Regions from separate parts of the Homo sapiens genome. Here region 2 is linked to region 1. A link is an interaction called in ENCODE POLR2A ChIA-PET data of the cell type or tissue named here. Cell type or tissue: OCI-LY7. All regions are shown on one strand.

The links. ChIA-PET counts read pairs that join two places held together with the same protein. Peaks named below come from ENCODE experiments on the same cell type or tissue, not always from the same donor. Only the 100,000 strongest peaks of a DNase experiment are listed, where the experiment ranks them.
Region 2: POLR2A ChIA-PET joins it to region 1 with 9 read pairs; 3 of 35 experiments call an interaction of 5 or more read pairs at or near these places.

What each region holds. Positions count from the first base shown.
Region 1 is chr3:71,313,801-71,316,300 of GRCh38, reverse strand. The region is part of intron 4 of FOXP1 (forkhead box P1); the gene reads left to right. Among named protein-coding and RNA genes, the nearest start is that of FOXP1-AS1, 25 kb to the right of the region's middle. In OCI-LY7, no CTCF peak of the experiment used is centred here; no DNase peak of the experiment used is centred here.
Region 2 is chr3:71,415,642-71,418,141 of GRCh38, reverse strand. The region is part of intron 3 of FOXP1 (forkhead box P1); the gene reads left to right. Among named protein-coding and RNA genes, the nearest start is that of MIR1284, 130 kb to the left of the region's middle. In OCI-LY7, CTCF peaks have their summits at 793 and 994; a DNase peak (open chromatin) is centred at 1,011; H3K4me3 peaks cover 1,213 bases; H3K27ac peaks cover 1,523 bases.

The DNA.
Region 1 (2,500 bases):
CAGGAAAGTCCAAGGTTCTGGTCAAGGGTGTGTTCAGGAGGCTTGGGGGCAAGGGCTGTTTCCCAGCGAGTACACAAGTATTTCAGCATTTTAGCACTTTGTTCAGGCGACCCGTCTGTAGCAATTAAACACCATCCCTGAGTACCCCACCTTGTACCAGTGACGAGCCTGGATCTGCAGAAGAGAAGGGGCTTCCCAAATCCTAGATGAGATACCGGTGGGTCCAGGAGCAGAGCCGCCCTCTCTTGCCTCCTAATGAAATGATCTCTCCACTTCACTTTGCTGCCTCTTAACGGAAGTGTGGAAATGTCTCCTTTTCCACTTACTTCAAACCAGAGTTGGTTAAAAGAATTTTCCTATGAACAAAACTAAGAGGCAAATAGAAGATACCTGGGGCCTGGAAGTGAAGGACTTCATAGGAGAAAGTAAAGCTTGTTCAAGTCCAGCTTCAGATGCAATGGGCTGGCACAGTCTGTGGGACATTCATGACTTCTCCTTCTGTTCTCTGGCCTCTTTGCTGTTCACAGGATCCTCCTCTTAAATCTCCTCTTAACATGACTGATGTTCCCAGGGGCCATATTCTGTAGCCATTGCTTTTCTCTATGAATTGGGAGTCACAGGCTTGAGTTCCTGCTTTCGTCCCCACCACCTGTGTGACCTTGGTCACACAGAGTCCCCTCCCAGAGGAGTGGCTTGCCTGGACCTCTCAGAGGCACATTTTAGCTCTAAGATATTTGCTGTTCTCTCTCATTCAAGATTTTCCCCATCCATGCCTTATTCCTTCCACTTAGTAGTCTGGGTCACGCAACTGAGGCAGAAAAAAAGTCTGAATTTTGATGAAGAGATTGTCACAGTTTATCCCAAATCTGTTCTCAGGGGACATCCTTGTCTTTTTTTTTATTGGCAAAACTTGGTCAGGGAATTTCTGCTTAAATGAACCTACCGCTTCCCATTTTGAATCAGGTTTGTGCTTGCTATCATTATTAATAGGAGTATTAATTTCTGTTGCTGATAAAGCGCCCTGGTGTGGCTGGAAAGTGGTTCTGTGCCTTTTCCCCACCCAAGTGAAGAAGGACATGAAAGGTTGTACGGTGTGGAAAGTGCCTTAGCAATTAAATAAAAGGCTGGTTCATATAAAGGGGCTTGTTTCTATATGGAAAATATGAGCTTTTTCTTTTCTTTTTCTTTCTTTCTTTTTTTTTTTTTTTTTTTTTTTTTTTTACATGGACCAGGTGTGGATTAGTTCACTGAACCTTTTACCCAGCCTTATCCCAGCCTTATTCCCGCTTGTAATTCTTCTGAGGCACAGTTCAGCCAAGTCAAAGAAACATGTTATTAAAGGTGAGCTGAAAGGCATTTAAAAAATAAACAAACTGTTTAAGATCCTAAATCAGTAACAGAATCTATATGCACAGACTTGAAAAGTACAAGAAAATGTGTTTCAATGCCTTTTGGTTCCAGGCTGGATTCTCCTCTTTCCTTCTTTGAACATCTCCCCAAAGTCTTTTTTGGTAGTTGGTGGGACAGGCAGCCCCAAGGCTAACTTTGGCTTGTAGCTTTTTTGTAACTAATGACTTGCCTCCACTGAGGTAGGTGAGACCCCAATCTTATACCTACAATTCTCCAACTACTATTGAGGGGAAAAAATAAGTACTTTGATTTTATTTTAGCACTATGTTCTTAAGAAGTTTAAAATCTGATATACATTCTCTTTTATTTTTCCAGCCTGTAGCATGGCAGACAGCCAGATATATATATATATATATATATTTTTTAGACGGAGTCTTACTCTGTCACCAGGCTGGAGTGCAGTGTCATTATCTCGGCTCACTGCAATCTCCACCTCCCGGGTTCAAGTGATTCTCCTGTCTCAGCCTCCCGAGTAGCTGGGATTACAGGCTCCCGCCACCACACCCAGCTAATTTTTGTACTTTTAGTAGAGATGGGTTTCACCATGATGGCCAGGATGGTCTCAATCTCCTGACCTTGAGATCCGCCCACCTCAGCCTCCTAAAGTTCTGGGATTACAGGCATGTGCCACCATGCCTGGCCAGCCAGCTATTTTTAAGAACTTGTAGAGATGGTAGAAATGAGGTGTAGGATGTTTTAGATTTATTTAAGTTATATCATCCCTGATCGTAATAACGGCAGCCATCATTTCTTTGAGCATTCACTTTGTGCCATACACTATTCTAAGTACTTATGACATGTCAATGCATTTATTCTACAAAAGCAAATAATGCACTGTAATGAAGCCCATTTTATGGATGAGAACACTGAGGGACAGAGAGCTTAGGCAATTTGCCTAAGCTCACAAGGTCAGTCAGCACCAGAGCTAATAAGAACTTGGGCACTTGAATCCATGCTTGTAAATTCTGAACTATTCTAGTCTAAAGTATACTGTATAGTACTATATTCTGTAATACTTAGTTTTAGGTGAGGCAGCCCAAGGATGCATTAAGAAATACAGATACTCGACCGGGCACGGTGGCTCATGCCT
Region 2 (2,500 bases), 100 kb before region 1:
CACACACACACACACACACACACACCCACAAGCACACAGAATTTCACTGTGGAATTGGCAAGGAATAAGTGAGCCAAATTTGGCCTGTAGAAATTAACACTGGCAACTTCGTGAGTAAAAATTACATGAAAAGCACTCATGAGGGAAGGAAGAAGGAAAAAAAAAAAACTAGGATAACAGTGCAACAGACCACATTTCCTATCCACAGTCTGTCTTCTCGGGGGTGTTTGTCTAAACAGCATTGCCAGTTTTTCTAAACAGTACTGCTGGTGTCCTCGATCTGTAATATGAAGTGAATCGGCTATGCGGACCAAATGCTCGTTGGGTTGAGAGTTCCTTTATTTGGCCAAATTAAACCCAACAGCCTCAGCTCTGTCCAAACTTGTACTAGTCCAGGGCCAGCTAAGATGCCTGTCCTCATTTGTAGATCTGCATAGAAAAATAAAAATGATGCATTAACTGTTTCCCAACCTTTTGGTTGAAAGGAATTTAGCTCCACATAAAATATAGTCAATTTTTGTCTCCTAAAAGCTGGAAATGTAATACTTTGAGATTGTCTCAGATGTGAAAAAAAAATCACAAGAAGCTCCATGTGGTTTTTAGAAAGATAAGTTCTGATATTAAAATCTTGTGTGGATGGTCTATTATTTCATCTCTGCCATCCTTAGCATCTGCTGGGGAAGATAGTCCAGAAGCCCAGTGCTCATTTTTAGGAGGACAACTTGGAATGGTTTATGGTTTTGGTTTTGGTGCCGGGTCTTACACGTCTTAGTCCACAAGCTCAAATACAGAGATAATTGGAAGTCTAAAATCAATAACCATGGAATATAGCCAATGCGAAACAGATGCCGGAATAAACCATCTGTAAATTTCATGGTGGGTGAGGTGGGGACTCAAAATGTTTATTTGCATCGTGTGGACGACTGGGCTCAGCCTGGAGGATGTCGCGAGTCTGTACCATTTGACTTCAGCACACTCCTCTCTCCAGCCGCAGCTCCACCTGTGGTCTGAAGTGTATTTGCAGAATTGCTTTGAGCATTTTGTAAGGACCTCCTCTAGTTTTTTGCATATACCAGGAATTCAGCGAATAGGATTGGACATTTGTTTTTATCAGAGACTGACTGGTTCCGCCCCAGTCTCCCCTTTGCTCATCAGCTTGAGTGATTTTTTTTCAAAATGCAAATGTGATCATGTCCCACTCACCTGTTTACCAGGCCGAGGTCCCTTCACTGGCCTCCCATTACCCTTATGATAAAGGGAAAGTTCTGTAATTTCAGGATGGCCTTTATAGTGTGAGTTCTGCCTCTTCTCCTTCTATGCGGCCACCACCCCCGCCCCCTTTTTTTCCTGCTGCAACCACATCTTAACTCTGCTTCCAGGTACCACGGGGTCTTTGCATATGCAGTTCCTTCTGCCTGTAATATGCCTCCCTCTCCTCTTCACTCTTCACCCATTTACCTGCTGCTCATCCTTCAGCTCTCAGCTCAGTTGTCACCTCCTCAGGGAAGCCTTCCCTGACCTATCTGACCATACGTCATTTTTTTTTGCGTGTGTGTGTGTGTGTGTGTGTGTGTGTGTGTGTGTGTGTGTGTGTTTTGAGACAGAGTTTTGTTCTGTGGCCCAGGCTGGAGTGCAGTAGTGTAATCATAGCTCCCTGCAGCATCAAACTCCTGGGCTAAAGTGATTCTTCTGCCTCAGCCCCCCAAATAGCTGGGATTACAGGTGGTGTACACCACCATACCTGGCAAATTTTTATTTTAAAATTGTCTGTAGAGATGGGGTCTTACTGTATTTCCCAGGTTGGTCTCGAACTCCTGGCCTCAAGCAACCCTCCTGCCTCGTCCTCCCAAAGTGTTGGTATTACAGGTGTAAGTCACTGTGCCCAGCCCCTGACCATCCTAATGCCTCCCTTATATTTTCTCCTGGACCCATATAACTTGCTTTTTGTGGCATTCATCCCTTTCGGTTTTATACACATCTTTGTTTCTATTTTGATTAATGTCTGTCTTCTCCCCAGCTCCAAAAGACAAGAATGTAACTTTACAGGTTCTTTCTGTTGTGTTTTGGTCTCTGAGTACAATACCTGGCACAAAGTAGGTAATTTGTAAATATTTCTTCAGCAAATGGTGATTGATAGTAGTTGGTCTATCATTCCTGTGACGAAAGATGCCGAAGTCCCAGATTTCTATTATCTTGAGCCCCTTTGAAGTCCTCTTTGAAAACCAAACCAAATAGTTTACTTACAAACCAAGTGGTTACTCTTTAAGTGGTTTATTTTATCAGTTTTCTAAAGTTGCCTTTATGTTACAGGGCTGAGGTTCTTTTTGAGGAGTGATGATGTGTTTTGTGGTGTTAAGGACAGTTTGTGGTCATGACTATTTTACAGTCAAAGACCCAAACATCAGATACTAAAGCCCTTAATAGAAAAAAAAAAAAAAAGAGCAACTAATGATTGAGTTATGTTCTGCTTACACTTACACTTCCTAATGATGTGTCTGTC